Regions from separate parts of the Homo sapiens genome. Here region 2 is linked to region 1. The links are chromatin loops, found by intact Hi-C in ENCODE. Cell type or tissue: endothelial cell of umbilical vein. All regions are shown on one strand. Region 1 has its middle 30 kb from the start of NKX2-5. Region 2 overlaps ATP6V0E1 (ATPase H+ transporting V0 subunit e1).

Evidence for each region. Hi-C counts contacts between places; a loop is a spot of excess contacts. Peaks named below come from ENCODE experiments on the same cell type or tissue, not always from the same donor. Only the 100,000 strongest peaks of a DNase experiment are listed, where the experiment ranks them.
Region 2: it touches region 1 in a loop (19-fold over the local background); 2 of 110 quality-filtered maps call a loop at or near these places.

The regions. Positions count from the first base shown.
Region 1 is chr5:173,201,019-173,209,018 of GRCh38, forward strand. No RefSeq gene overlaps it. Among named protein-coding and RNA genes, the nearest start is that of NKX2-5, 30 kb to the right of the region's middle. RefSeq lists a silencer at 5,870-6,049. In endothelial cell of umbilical vein, a CTCF peak has its summit at 3,435 (motif pointing left); no DNase peak of the experiment used is centred here; H3K27me3 peaks cover 645 bases.
Region 2 is chr5:173,006,038-173,014,037 of GRCh38, forward strand. All of the region lies in intron 2 of ATP6V0E1 (ATPase H+ transporting V0 subunit e1), which reads left to right. Among named protein-coding and RNA genes, the nearest start is that of SNORA74B, 11 kb to the right of the region's middle. RefSeq lists a silencer at 3,989-4,283 and an enhancer at 4,134-4,213. In endothelial cell of umbilical vein, a CTCF peak has its summit at 4,697 (motif pointing right); a DNase peak (open chromatin) is centred at 4,684; H3K27ac peaks cover 204 bases.

The DNA.
Region 1 (8,000 bases):
GGGACTGTGGTGTAGTGGATGAAGATACCTCAGGTCAAGCTGCCACGGAGCTTCTCTAGTTGCTGCCACATGGGAACAGGGATCCAATTTCTCAGGAGGTTCATGACCTGGATTTGTAAATTTCGCAGTTTATATAGGGGAGGAACTCAGAGGCTGTTGAGAGAGCTGCCACTCAGAGGCCTCAGGGAAAGGCTCGGTCCCACGGACAGTCTGAAGCTCCATACAGCAGTGTGAGTCCTGTGCACTCCAGGCCACCTGGAACCAAGATGATGCAGGACAAAAGAGAAGTCCATTGGGACCAGCACAGAGCCCCACTCCCCGAGCCCTGCTGGCTATGCCGAGGAGGAACAGGAGGCCATTTTCTGAGCTCCTGGTATAATCTTTACAGCTGTGACATAAATATTCATAAAGATCACATACATTGTGCTCGTTTTTTAAAGTTAGCCCTGCCTGGGCCAAACAAAACTAGTTTATGGCCTTGGGTCTAGTGACTGGAAGGCATGATAGAATGTTGAATGAGGACATCAAGGGGACAGATTTGTGTTTCCAAAACACTGTGGAGATTCTGCTTAATTCGGCAAGACCAAAAAATTAAAAAAAAAAAAAAATCGAAGTGTGGAGAATGGGTTGCAGGGCGAGGGCGAGAGACAGCCAGTGTCTGGGCTGGCAGGAGGCAGTGGAGCCCAACCAGGAGATGGTGACCACACTGGTTAGAACCCAGTGCTGCAGCTGAGATGACTAGACTGGCCTCTTTTGCTGGTTCACCCTGGGCAGTGTCTCCGCAAGGCGCCGAGCCTCGCCCTGTGGTCCGGGCTTCGAAGGTTGAGGGATGCTGGCCCCAGCAGAGAGTTGTGTCTCTTGAGCCTTAATCCCTTGAGGGGAAAGCTGGCTGTAACAGCACAAATATGGGGACAGCCGGCCCCACCCGCTGCCCAGGAAGCTGCCCTGCCTGTCTATGTCAAGGTCAGAAGTCAAAGTCATTGAAGGGCAATGTGCCTGGCTTATGGCACCTACGGCCCTGGCCACACAGCTGGAAGCTACACTAAGGCAGCAACGCCCAGGGCATGATTCACAAGCTCCTGGGCTGCAAGAGAGAATTTTAGGTGACTCACAGAAAACATTTGACTTTCAATTGCTTTGTACTTTTTTTTCAAATGCCTTTGGGAAATAAAGCTGGCATATCGAAGCTGTGATTTCACTGATATTACTGTTTAGAATTAGGTGAGTAAAAGCAGTGAGTCCATTAACATGAACTTAAAGAAAACTATAAAATAAAGGGACATGTCCTCAGGGTTTCCTGAGGGCTTTGTCATGGGCAAAAAATCATCATTATAATAAAAATATAAAATAAATAACAGCATAAGCAGTGAGTAGACATGGTAGAGAGGGTGGCGGTGGGACAATAGGCGTGGCTTGAGCTCTGATTTCCAACTCCACCAGCACGTTTTTAATTCCCCCTGGCTGCTTTGCATGTGCTGGGCATGGGCTCAGTATGTTTGCACACAGCACGTCCCCTGTGGCTCACAAGTCTGCCTGAAAAAGCTTTTCATCCTCATTTAAGGATAAAAACCTAAAAGGTCAAGGGACTGGCCAGGTCAGTGTGTGGCTGCTGGGGACAGGGTGACACGAAGGTTGGGGAGATTCTCACTGCAAACCGCTTTGGGAAGCTGGGCTGGGGGAGGAAGCCGCTCTGGCTCGGGGCGGACACTTCGTCCCCAGGGGAAGTACATCTCCCATTTGCTGTGTTGAGCAGTGGGGAGAGCTGTTCCCGGGATGCCTGGAGGGCAGCCTGGCATTTGGGTCCAGGTTCATAATCTCAGAATCTGGGGGAAAGCATCTTTTTTTCCATAACTAGTTATGTCTCCCCCTAGACCCCATTTTTCTAGGACCCAATCAAGTTGCTTCCCAAACACTAAAGAATTCTTACAGGTTCCCGGCCTTTTCTTCATCTCACAGGACGCTCTGGTTTCTGCTGTCGGCCCTTCTCCCTCCTCTCCAGCAGTTCTAACCCCATCTGCCCGCAAAGCCTCTGTAAATAAGATAAACACAACAACAGATCTAATATCAAAGGCGTGGGAGGTTGAAAGTGGACACAGGTGATGTGCATGTAGAGCAGACGTCCCGTATGCCTCACCCGTCTTCAGACCACCCCAGCCGCTGCTGCAGGGAGCACCCCTCTGTGAGCACTGTCCAAGTGCACACAAGCACAACCTATGAGCGGGCCTTGCGCCCAGGCTGCCCACCTCTCACCTGCAGCCCGAGGGCTACCCTATAGCCATTGAGGAGTGAGGCGCTGAGGGTCCACTCGGTCCCATGCAAAACCTAGAACTGCAGGGGACTCCATCCCTGTGAGGAAAACCCTCCACCTATAGGAAATGGGAACGGGCAGAGCCCTCCCCTCCCCTCCCCCTCCTCCCTCTTTCTTTCTTTCTTTCTTTCTTTCTTTCTTTCTTTCTTTCTTTCTTTCTTTCTTTCTTTTTCTTTCTTTCTTTCTTTCTTTCCTTTCTTTCTTTCTTTCTTTTTCTTTCTTTTCTTTTCTTTTTCTCTTTCTTTCTCTCTCTTTCTTTCTCTTTCTCTTCCTTCCTTCTTTCTATAAAATATATATACCATAACATTTCTCGTTTTAACTATTTTCGAGCGTGCCATCCTGTGGCATTCAGTTCTTGAAGTACATTCATACTGTCATGCAACCATCAGTTGGCATGCACCCACCAGCCATATCCAGAAGTTTTTCATCTTTCTAAATGGAAGCTGTACACCTATTACCCCCCAATCCCTCCTCCCTCCAGCCCCTGGAAGTCACCATTCAATTTCGTGTCTACATGAATTGAACTACTCCGCGTACCTCATATGAGTGGAATCCTATGGGTATTTATCTTTTTGCGACTGGCTTATTTTATTTAGCATAATGTCCTCAAGGTTTGTCTATATTTTAACATGTTAACATTTTCTTCCATTTCAATCTGAGCTATTTGTTCAGGAAGAAAGCATTAAAAATTTTTTCCTTCCAATCACCACCAGTTACAGAGTTCTTTTTTTCTCCTCCACTCCCACTGCTTCACTTGACAAGTCTTAAAAAAATTCTGACCAGCCTAGGCAACATAGTGAGACCTCATCTCTATAAAAAATAAGCAGAAAATTCGCCAGGTGTGGAGGTGTGCACCTGTAGTCTCACCTACTCAGGAGGCTGAGGTGGGAGGATTGCTTGAGACTGGGAGGTTGAGGCTGCAGTGAGCCGTGATCACACCACTGCACTCCAGCCCGGGCAACAGAATGAGACCCTTTCTCAAAAGCAAACAAACAAAACAAAACAAAAAACCCAAAAAACCTCCTTCCTTTTTATGGCTGAATAATATTCCATTGTATGCACATTCTGCATTTTATTTACCTATTCATCTGTCAGTGGACACTTGGTTTGCTGCCACCTTTTGGCTATTGTGAATAATGCTGCTGTTAATCTTGGTGCACAAATATCCACTCTGCTTTCACTTTTTTGGGGTATATACCTAGAAGCGGAATTGCTGGATCTTATGGCAATTGTATGTCATTTTTTTTTGAGGAATTGTCATAACTTTTTCTACAACAGCCACACCATTTTACATTACCAGCAGCAAGGGACCAGGGTTCCGATTTCTCCACATCTAGCCAGCGTTTTCTTTCTTTCTTTCCTTTAACTTTTTTTTTTTCCTGTGTTGCCCAAGCTGGTCTCAAACTTCTGGCCTCAAGTGATCCTCCCACCTCAACCTCCCCAGTAGCTGGGTCTGTAGGCATGCACCACCATGCCCAACTTTTGCTTCTTCTTCTTCTTTTTTTAATTCCTTCCTTCCTTCGTTCCTTCCTTCCCTCCTTCCATCCCTCCCTCCCTCCCTTCCTCCCTCCCTTCCTTCCATCCTTCCTTCCCTCCTTCCATCCTTCCTTCCTTCCTTCCTTCCTCCCTTCCTTCCTTCCCTCCTTCCCTCCCTCCTTCCTTCCTTCCTTCGTCTCTCTCTTTCCTCTTTCTTCTTTTTCTTTCTTTCCCTGCTTGTTTGCCTTCTCTCTTTCTTTTGATAGTAGCCATTCTAATGGGCATAGAATGGAACCTCGTTGTGGTTTGGATTTGCGTTATCCTAATGACTAGTAATGCTGACCATCTTTCCATATGCTCACTGGCCATTTGTATATCCTCTGTGGAGAAATGTCTATTCAAGTCGTTTGCCCATTTTAAAATCAGTTTTTAAGAAATTGTTGTTGGCCAGGCATGGTGGCTCACGTCTGTAATCCCAGCACTTTGGGAGGCTGAGGCGGGTGGATCACGAGGTCAGGAAATCGAGACCATCCTGGCTAACACGGTGAAACCCCATCTCTACTAAAAATACAAAAAATTAGCCGGGCGTGGTGGCGGGCGCCTGTAATCCCAGCTACTCGGGAGGCTGAGGCAGGAGAACGGCCTGAATCCGGGAGGCAGAGCTTGCAGTGAGCCGAGATTGCGCCACTGCACTCCAGCCTGGGCAACAGAGTGAGACTCTGTCTCAAAAAAAAAAAAAAAAAAAGAAATTGTTGTTGAGTTGTAGGAGTACTTCATATATTCTGCATATCACTCCCTTGTCAGATACACGATTTGCAAGTATTGTCTTCCATTTTATGGTTGCCTTTTCATTGCTTATAGTGTCCTTTGATGCACAAAAGTTTTTAATTTTAAGAGTTCAACTTATCTATTTTTTTCTTTTGTGGTCGCAATTCTTTCTTCACCTGTGTCTAGGAGTGCACTGTTCATGCTCTTCATTTTCTTTAGTAGCCTGGTGGTGTCTCTGGAACTTGTTGGTACAGAGTAGGGCCATTTTCAAAAGGGACCTTGACATCGAAAGCGTGTGGCATCCAGTGCCCTCTCAGAGGGTGACGCTCCTCACTTGCACAGCTCAGGACGAAACCTCTCCTGTTTCTGGTAAAAAGATTAGGAACATAAAAAGGAGCAAGTGTCTGGGCCTGGGGGCTAATTGCTGGCAGGGCCTCACCTGCCACAGCCCCAGTGGCTCAACCCACATCTGACTCAGGACCACAGGCCCCAGAAGGCTGCAGGATGAAAGGGCAGAGGGGAGGAATTCCAGCATCTTCATTTCAGCCCACAGCTTGGACAGCTGTGTGAAGCAGGCCCCTCATTCCACAAGAGAAAGACAGCCCAGCCATCTGGTTGGTGGGAGTTGGGGGCGTGATTCGTTTCTTCTAAATGCTGTGCTTAAGCCAGGTTGTCTGGCTTTGAAGATGATTCCTGCAGGACCAGCGCGTTCATTTCCTTGCGGGGAAACTGTCAGGTTGAAAGCCCTCCTGCTCCAGGTGGCTCTATCCTCATCTGTAAACACTATTAAGGACTTGGTTTCAGCTCTAACCAGATGAAACTCCTAGAGCTTTTCACTTAATGGGGACAGGGCGGCACAGGGAACAGGTGGGCAATTGGGCCATAGACAGCCCAAATAGTTGGATGTTGTTATCTTTTGATTTTCATTTGTGTTTTATTTCAATGATGCGGCTGTGCTCTTCCAGCATCATTACCCTTCCCATCAGGGACACCAAATTCTTAACCCTGTGACTGCCCCTCTAGAGAACATCCTTTCATTTGCTATGTATTTACTGAGCACCTACTGTGTGCCAGGCAGTGGTGGACCAAATAGAGGCAGGTGAGTCCTCTGGATAAAAGTCTCGGCTCTGAATGCAGCCTGCCTGAGTTCAGTCTTAGCTCTGCTCCTTAATTTCTGTGTCTTGTTGACTAAGACTGTGGACCTTGTCTGGAAAATGAAGAGAACGATAGTGTTTGTCTGTAGGGTTGTCCTGAGGTTTAAATGTCCTGGTGCAGGGGCAGCAGGTGCAGTCTGACACTTGGTAACTGCTAAGTAGGCATCGACTGTGATTGCATCGTCTCTGCCTTCATGGTGCTTACCTTCTAGAAAGGAGACAGGAAAGCAAGGCACCTGCAAGTGTGTAGTAGCAAGCTAGAATGTGCGGCTCAACTAAAAGACTTGGGCATCCGGGCTTGGTGAGTAAAAGAGTAGAAGCCTTGGTGGCTCACGCCTGTAATCCCAGCACTTTGGGAAGCTGAGGTGGGCATATTGCTTGAGCCTAGGAGTTTGAGACCAGGCTAGACAGCAAGGTGAAACCCTGTCTCTACAAAAAATAAAATAAAAGAATTAGCCAGGCGTGGTGGCATATGCCTGTAGTTACTGGAGAGGCTGAGTTGGGAGGATCACCCGAGCCCGGGATGTCAAGGCTGCAATGAGCTGTGATTGTGCCACTGCACTCCAGCCTTGGTGACAAAGCGACACCCCGTCTCAATAAATAAATGAAAAATAAATAAAAGGACTTGGAAGGATCCAATTTTGACTCAGGCTTGGGAAGATCTTCTCTGAGGAGCAGCATTTAGGCTGAGTCCTGATGGAGGAGGAGGAGACACAGGCCAGGTGTGAGCAGAAGGGGGAGATCTGCAGGAAGTAGCTGAGGAAAGGCGGGTGCAGCTGGAGCTGGTGACCAGGAGTGGGAGATGGGGCTCCGGAGGGCCTTGTTGCCCAAAGAAAGAGTTCAGAGTCCCCTGCAAGAAACAAGAAAGCCTAGAGGCCCTGGTGGAGGGGAGGGATGGTGCCAGATTTCTGGTTTTGAAAAGATCAGTCTGGGCTGGGTGTGGTGGCTCATGCCTGTAATCCCAGCACTTTGGGAGGCTGAGGCAGGCAGATCACGAGGTCAGGAGATCGAGACCATCCTGGCTAACATGGTGAAACCCCGTCTTTACTAAAAATGCAAAAAATTAACCGGACGTGGTGTCGGGTGCCTGTGGTCCAAGCTACTTGGGAGGCTGAGGCAGGAGAATGGAGTGAACCCGGGAGGTGGAGCTTGCAGTGAGCCGAGATTGTGCCATTGCACCTCAGCCTGGGTGACAGAGCAAGACTCCATCTCAAACAAAAACAAAAACAAAAAACATGCATACGCGTGTGTGCATATGTGTGTGTGTGTTCTGTCTCATCAGAATCAGGCAAGCTGGTAATCAGCCACAGTGGGAAAGTGAATCATGTCATGTGCCTCCGCCCCACAGAAGAACAAATACAGTATGAACTGTTTTCCTGACCACCACATCTGCTATGGAGACACTTGGGCAAAGGCCATCAAAGGCAGCATTTGTGTCGTTGGCTTTTCATTCCCCTTGAAAGAAAATCTCAGCTTCCTCCCATGACTTTGTATCAGCTGACAATATCCAGAATAATGCTGGGAAACAAATCATCCCCTCAATCCAGTGGTTGACAACCATCAGTTTTTCTCTTTTGCACATCTTTGGGTTGGCTGGATTTTTTTTTGGCTGGTGTTGGCTGGGCTGGGTCCAGGCCTGCTCCTGGTGTCTTCATCCTCCTTGGACTGGTGGGGTTGGCAGGGCAGCTCCTCCCATGGTAATGGCAGAAGCCCGAGAGAGCAAGTTCCACTGTGAAAGCAAATGTCACATCTCTGCCTGGGTCGTACTTGCTACATCTCATGCATCAAAGCAAGTCCCATGGGCGAGCCCAAAGTCAAGGGGCAGGGAAGTGTGTGCATGGATGTAAGCACCATGCGGGGGAGTGGAAATCTGCCCAGGCTACAAGGCTGACCTCTCCGACTCATGTCACATTCTCCCCCACCCACCAACCACCCGAGTGCTCACTCCAACGACACTTCTTATTTCTTGAACATGCTAAGGCCATTCTCACCTCAGGGCCTTTGCACGAGCTGCTCCCTCTGTCTTAAACTCTCTTCTCAGATCTTCCTCCAGCTGCTCCATCTGAACATTCAGGAATTAACTCAAATGTCACCTCCAGAGAGTGGCTTTGCCAGACCATTTGGTCTAAGTGGCCCTCACAGAGTCCCCTCTATCACATCCGCTAGCTGAATTCTCTTCTCAGTACTGATTACTCTAATATTTCCAATGGTCTCATTTTATATATTTGTTAATTTGTTGATTATCTGTCCCCCTACCAGAACCTAAGATTCATGATGGCAGGGATCTTGTTTGC
Region 2 (8,000 bases), 190 kb before region 1:
TGCAGTTGAAAAGAATCTATATTCTGAAGTTGTTGGTTGTAGTATTCTATATCAGGTCAAGATGGTTCAAATTTTCTATGTCCTTATTGTGGTTTTTTTTTGTTTGTTTTTTATCTACTACTTTTAATTATGAAAAGAGGGATGCTAAAAATCACCAGCTATGATTGTGGATTTTCCTGTTTCTCCCTTTCTTTCCTCTTGAATTCTGATTGATTTATCCTTAATTCAAGATATAACCCTTTAGGATCCTAGTTTTTGGAGGGGGTGAAGGTTTTATTAAACTCTACTCTGGGCCGGGCACGATGGCTCACGCCTGTAATCCCAGCACTTTGGGAGGCTGAGGCAGGTGGATCATGAGGTCAGGAGATCGAGACCATCCTGGCTAACACGGTGAAACTCCGTCTCTACTAAAAATACAAAAAATTAGCCAGGCGTGGTGGTGGGCGCCTGTAGTCCCAGCGACTCGGGAGGCTGAGGCAGGAGAATGGCGTGAACCCGGGAGGCGGAGGTCGCAGGCAGTGAGCCGAGATGGCGACACTGCACTCCAGCCTGGGTGACAGAGTGAGACTCCATCTCAAACAAACAAACAAACAAACAAACACTCTACTCTGGATGGGCCTTGGGCCTTGTCCACTGTTTGCTGTGCCCTGTGAGATCTGTAAACAGAAGCTCAAGTCCGTGTTGTTTGTTACATACATTTAAGCTATAGAAAGCAACCTATGGTCACCTTCCTCTCTGAGTACCTGCCTTCATTTGGGTTTTGGGGGTTTTTTTTGGCCTGAGAATTGTTTGAATTTCTTATGGATACATTTGAGATGTTTGTTTGTAGGGGAAGGGAAGGGAAATCTAGGCAGCTGGCCCAGCATATTACTTGCTATATGGAAAAGTTTATTTTTCTTAGTCTGACTTTATAATTGTTTCCTTTATAATTTGGCAGATAAGAGGAATTTTAGACTTTGAGCTGGAAGGTCTGGTGTAGAAAATAAGTATGGAGAGAAAAAAGGAAAGGTATTTCAAGTTTAGAATTGGCAAAAATAGGGTATATTCCTTTGGTAGTGAAATAGCCATAGGTTGGCATTAAGTTAATGGAAAACATGTTTATGACTTTTTTTATTTTTATTGAGATGAGGTCTCGCCATGTTGCCCAGGCTGGTCTTGAACTCCTGAGCTCAAGCATTCTGCCCATCTCGGCCTCCCAAAATGCTGGGATTACAAGCATGAGCCACCGCAGCTGGTCATGTTTATGACTTCTAATCTGAAGCTTGGCCTCCTCTTCCAAGCTCTCGTGGCTGTCAGAATTCAGTTCTATGTGCTTATAGAACTGAGATGGCAGTTTCCTTGCTGGCTATTAGTTGGGACCACTGTCAGCTCCTAGAGGCCACCTTCATTCCTGGCCATATGGCCCCTCCATTTTCACAGCCGGGAAAAGAGAATCTCCTTTGTGTCAAATCATCTCATCCTATAGCAGTCTGGAGTCCAATAAGGAGATAGAAACCACAGTCGGTTAAGCAGGGGAAGATAAAGAATTATTTTTTTCTTTTGCGGATTAGGTAGCCACGTAAACCAAAATAGGTTGAGAGAGATTTCAGAATTATTATTATGGCAAAAGAGTTACTAAAAGATACAAAGAAACTATATTTGGTTCCCTAGGACTGAGGGAGAGTAACCAAAGAACAGACTTGGAAGGGATTCAGACCTCACTAGACAAAGTATGGTTGAGCCCACCAGATAGCAAAGGAGTTTGTTGGTTTGGCCAGACCAGGGTTTGCCTGGAGTTTCTGGGCAAGCAATTGGCCTCTTCTGGAGTACAGGCAGGGGGCGAGGTCATCGGGGGCATGGATGTAGTGGGAGTCCCTGTCCCCATACGAGCAGGAGGCCTTCAAGGCATGTATGCCGGGCAGGGGCTTTGCTTAACATGTGGAGAGGGTTCTGAAGTTATTGCCAGGCCAAGGCTACAAGATCAAAGAGGTACCACGTTCTGGCCTCGAGCCATAGTAGGCTTCACCAGAGGTTCTCACACCCACTCCGCGACCTCCGGCCTACGCCTGAAATGTCCCTCCAGCTTCCTCTACTGAGAAAGCTTAACAGCGTGCTCACTTTACAGGAGAAATAAAGTAATTCACTTGTTTATCACAGAGCACACATTGAATTGCACTTCATTTGCCTAATGTTCAGAGCTGAGAGGCAATAAATTCGTGACTGAAACACACACTCCAAATGTCTTTGTAAGGGAGAGTCCTGTTCCTTTTTTTTTCTTTTCTTTTCTTTTTTTTTTTTTTTTGAGACAGAGTCTTGCTCTGTCACCAGGCTGGAGTGCAGTGGCTCAATCTTGGCTCACTGCAACGCTCCGCCTCCTGGGTTCAAGCAAGTCTTCTGCCTCAGCCTCTCTAGTAGCTGGGACTACAGGTGCGTGCCACACTGCCCAGCTAATTTTTGTTGTTTTAATAGAGATGGGGTTTCACTATGTTTGCCAGCATGGTCTTGATCTCTTGACCTCATGATCTGCCCACCTTGGCTTCCCAAAGTGCTGGGATTACAGGCGTGAGCCACCGTGCCCAGCCGAGTCCTTTTCCTTTTAAGAACTCAACTGGGCTGGGCGCGGTGGCTCACACCTGTAATCCCAGCACTTTGGGAGGCCAAGGTGGGCGGATCACGAGGTCAGGAGATCGAGACCATCCTGGCTAATGCGGTGAAACCCCATCTCTACTAAAAATACAAAAAAAATTAGCTGGGCGTGGTGGCGGGCGCCTGTAGTCCCAGCTACTTGGGAGGCTGAGGCAGGAGAATGGCATGAACCCGGGAGGCAGAGCTTGCAGTGAGCAGAGATTGGGCCACTGCACTCCAGCCTGGGTGACAGAGCAAGACTCTGTCTCAAAAAAAAAAAAAAAAAAAAAAAACTCAACTGAGGGCTGGGTGGGTGACTCATGCGTGTAATCCTAGCACTTTGGGAGGCGAAGGCTGGCAGATCACTTGAGGCCAGGAGTTCGAGACCAGCCTGGGCAACATGGTGAAACCTCGTCTCTAATAAAAATAGAAAAATCAGCCAGGCATGGTGGCATGTACCTGTAATCCCAGCTACTCGGGAGGCTGAGGCACAAGGATCGCTTGAACCAGGAAAGCAGAGGTTATGGTGAGCCAAGATTGCACCACTGCGCTCCAGCCTGGGCAACAGAGCGAGCCTGTCTCAAAAAATACAAATTAAAAAAATAAATAAATAAAATAAAAGAACTCGCCTGAAGCCATGCCCAGTGGTGGCACCTCATGCCTGCAATCTCAGCTACTCAGGAGACTGAGATGGGAGGATTGCTAAAGGCCAGGAGTTCAAGACCACCCTGGGCAACATAGCAAGATTCTCATCTCAAAGATAAAAACAAAAATTCCCCTGAACAGGTCACATTCACTCAGGATAGCCACTTCCCTTTTTTTTTTTTTTTTTTTTTTTGAGACAGAGTCTCGTTCTATCATCCAGGTGGCTGGAGTGCAGTGGTGCAATCTTGGCTCACTGCAACCTCTGCCTCCCATGTTCAAGTGATTCTCGTGCCTCAGCCTCCGGAGTAGCTGGGATTACAGGCGTGCACCACCACGCCCGGCTAATTTTTATTTTTAGTAGAGACAGAGTTTTTCCATGTTGGCCAAGCTGGTCTCCCAACTCCTGACCTCTGGTGATCCACCCACCTTGGCCTCCCAAAGTGCTGGGATTACAGGCGTGAGCCACTGCGCCTGGCCTCTTTTTTTTTTTTTTTTTAGATGGAGTCTTGCTCTGTTGCCCAGGCTGGAGTGCAGTGGCACAATCTGAGCTCACTGCAACCTCTGCCTCCCGGGTTCAGGCGATTCTCCTGCCTCAGCCTCCTGAGTAGCTGGGATTACAGGCACGTGCCACCACGCCTGGCCAATTTTTGTATTTTTAGTAGAGACGGGGTTTCACCATGTTGGTCACGCTGGTCTCAAACTCCTGACCTCGTGATCTGCCTGCCTTGGCCTCCCAAAGTGCTGGAATTACAGGCGCGAGCCACCGTGCCTGTCCTGGATAGCCACTTTGTTAAAGCCAGCTGTATCAGATAATATAATCTAACCATGGAGTGACTATTCTGTCAGATTCACTGAGTTTTATACAGAGTGTGTATACTGAGTGGTGGGAACCTCGGGAGAATTGAAATCTGCCTGCCATAGAGTGGGTGGTCGCGGGAGAGGAGGTGGAGATGAGAATGACTCAGTGCTACATGAGAAACTCCTTTGTGAAGTAAATAGGTTGTATTTCATTCTGTGGCTTGAATACATTTTTAGCTGTCTTACAGAGAAAGAGAAGAAATAACCAGTGTTTATTGAACATCTATTTGTCAGCCACTGCATAGAGCACTTTACTTATATTATCTCTTTAAATTGTAATACTATAAGGCAAGGATTATTATCACCATTTTACAACAGGAGACAGTGGGCTTGGGGTTGTAAGGACATTTGCCTGGATTCAGTTCACCGATATTTAGTGTTGCTGGAATTAAAATCCGACTCTGTCTAATACCGAATCCCATGTTTTCTAGGAGCATCTAATAATGTTGCTCCTCTTGAAAGTATTTTTATCATTCAGTTGAGATGAGAGGTCGTTTTAGTGGCGCTAGGGCAAATCACTTTCCTGCATTTCTGCTGTCTCTTAAGGAGCTCACCGACAGAGGTCACTGCTGTCATGGCCCTGGCTGGAGGGACAGTGGATCAGAAGAGAGGTCCTGGCCAGACTTCCCCATTCCAGTAGGGAAGCTGAGACTGCTCCATCTGCGTGTCACCGGGAAGTAACCTGTGCCTTTGTTCCCTGTTCTTATATCTGAATGTGGAACAGAAGAACAAAGCAGGGCTTGAGAGAGCTGAGTATAGTGGTGAGGGCATAGTTTATGCTGGGAGAGTTCTAGTAACCAAGAGCTGAGCTCCTAAGAAGTGGCCAGGGAGGGTTTATAGTATGAAGGCACCCATGCATATCTCTACAAAAACATATTCTACTACTCTCCTTGGCTTATTTCTCACAGCTCATGAGTCCCTTTGGGTTGGCCCCTCAGCCATCTCCTTTTCGCATCCTCAGAGGTTGACATGGAACATGGCACTGCTAAATGATTGTGGAATAAATGAATCCCTAGGCTGCCTGATTTATCTTTTTTTTTTTTTTTTTTTTTTTTGAAACAGGGTCTTGCTCTGTTGCCCAGGCTAGAGTGCAGTGGCATGATCATAGCTCACGGCAGCCTTGACCTCCGGCCAGTGATCCTCCCACCTCAGCTTCCTGAGTAGCTGGGACTATAGGCATGTGCCATCAAGCCTGGCTAATTGAAAAAAAATTTTTTTTTATAGAGACGGGGTCTCGCCATGTTGCTCAGGCTGGTCTTGAACTCATAGGCTCAAGCAATCCACCTGCCTCAGCCTCCCAAAGTGTTGGAATTACAGACATGAGCCACTGCACCTGGCCTGTTTCATCCTTAATAGCCTATAGAAACAGCCTAGTATAATGGGACTCAGGAGTCCTGGATTCCCCGCTTCCAGCTTCCCCCTTCACTAATTTGCTGTGGGGTATTAGTAAGTTCACTAGGACTTAATTTCCTCATCTTTAAAATGCAGAACTTAGACTTGATCTCAGATCCATTCCGGCTCTGCAGTTCTCTGAAGACATTATTGCACCATAGCTGCCTCAATTGTTTGAATAATCTCAGATTGGTTATTAAGGCTGGCCCTCAGGTTATGAAGACATGCGGTACAGTTCGGGCAAACATGAAAGGTACATTTAGTTCCTTTTCTTGTACACATGAAGTAATAGATTCATTGGAATATGATCTCTTCCTCCACCCACTTCCATCAATTCAGAGTGGATTTTTTTTCCCTTCCAGTTCTCTGCGTGTTTGTCAGCTTTAAAGGGAAATTTTAAGTCAGGAGGTAGTCAGAGGGGCAGGCACAAAGCTCAGCGGGTTAGGGGGGTAAATTCCTCTGAAATTTCAAATAAACCAGACTAGACTGTTTCCTAGGTAAATTTTTTTTTTTTTTTTTGAGTCTTGCTGTGTCACCCAGGCTGGAGTGCAGTGGCCCGATCTCAGCTCACTGCAACCTCTGCCTCCCAGGTTCAAGTGATTCTCCTGCCTCAGCCTCCCGAGTAGCTGCTACTACATCCATGTGCTACTGTGCCTGGCTGATTTTTATATTTTTAGTAGAGATAGTGTTTCCCCATATTGGCCAGGCTGGTCTTGGACTCCTGACCTCAGGTGATCCGCCCGCCTTGGCCTCTGGAGTTTTCTTGAACTGTGGTTTCTTGTTTTTTTTTTCTTAAGTGAGATGTGTGCGTGTGTGTGTACATGCATATGTGTATGCATGTGTACTTTGATAACCATATACAGAAGAGTGAAATTGAACCCTTTCTGTCACCATATACAAAAGTCAACTCAGGATGGGTTAAAGATTTAAACGAGGCCGGGCATGGTGGCTCACGCCTTTAATCCCAGCACTTTGGGAGGCCAAGGCGGGCAGATCACCTGAGGTCGGGATTTTGAGACCAGCCTGACCAATACGCAGAAACCCCATCTCTACTAAAAATACAAAAAATTAGCTGGGCATGGTGGCGCATGCCTGTAATCCCAGCTACTCAAGAGACTGAGGCAGGAGAATCGCTTGAACCTGGGAGATGAAGGTTGCCATGAGCTGAGATCGCGTGCCATTCCACTCCAGGCTGGGCAATGAGTGAAACTCCATCTCAAAAAAAAAAAAAAGAAAAGATTTAAACATAAGACCTGAAATTATAAAACAGCTAGAAGCAAACATAGGGACAACTCTTCAGAGCATTGGTCTAGGCAAAAGTTTTATGACTAAGACCTCAAAAGCACAGGCAACAGGCTGGGTGTAGTGGCTCACACCTGTAATCCCAGCACTTTGGGAGGTTGAGGTGGGAGGATCAGTTGAGCCCAGGAATTCGAGACCAGCTTAGGCAGCATAATGAGACCCTGTCTCTACAAAAAATTTAAAAAATTAGCCAAGCCTGGTGGCACGTGCTTGTGGTCCAAGCTACTCAGGCGGCTGAGGTAGGAGGATTGCTTAAGTCCAGGAGCCTGGGAGATCAAGGCTGCAATGAGCTGTGATTGCGCCACTCCAGTCCAGCCTGGGCAACAGAGCAAGACACTTGTGTTAAAAAAAAGAAAAAAAGGCACAGTCAACAAAAACTAAAATAGACAAATGGGACTATATTAAACTAAAAAGCTCTGCACAGCAAAAGAAACAATAGAATAAAGAGACAACTTGGCCGGGCGCGGTGGCTCACGCCTGTAATCCCAGCACTTTGGGAGGCCGAGGCGGGTGAATCACGAGGTCAGGAGATCGAGACCATCCTGGCTAACATGGTGAAACCCCGTCTCTACTAAAAATACAAAAAATTAACCAGGCGTAGTGGTGGGCGCCTGTAGTCCCAGCTACTCCGGAGGCTGAGGCAGGAGAATGGCGTGAACCCGGCAGGCGGAGCTTGCAGTGAGCTGAGATTGCGCCACTGCACTCCAGCCTGGGCGACAGAGCCAGACTCCATCTCAAAAAAAAAAAAAAAAAAAAGAGACAACTTGTTGAATGGGAGAAAATATTTGCAAACTACCCAACTGACAGGGGACTAAGATCCAGAATATATAAGGACCTCAAACAACTTAACAGTTAAACAAATAATCCTATTGAGAAATGGACAAAGGACATGACTAGATATTTCTCAAAAGAAGACATTACAAATGGCCAGCAGTGCTCAATATTATTAATCACTAGGGAAATGCAATTCAAAACTACAATGAGATATCATCTCACTCCAGTTAGAATGGCTATTACTAAAAAGCGAAAATATGGCCATGCATGGTGGCTCATGCCTATAATCCCAGCACTTTGGGAAGCCAAGGCAGGTGGATCATCTGAGATTAGGAGTTTGAGACCAGCCTGGCCAACCATGTTCAACATGGTGGAACCCCATCTCCACTAAGAATTAAAAAATTAGCTGGGTGTGGTGGTAGGTT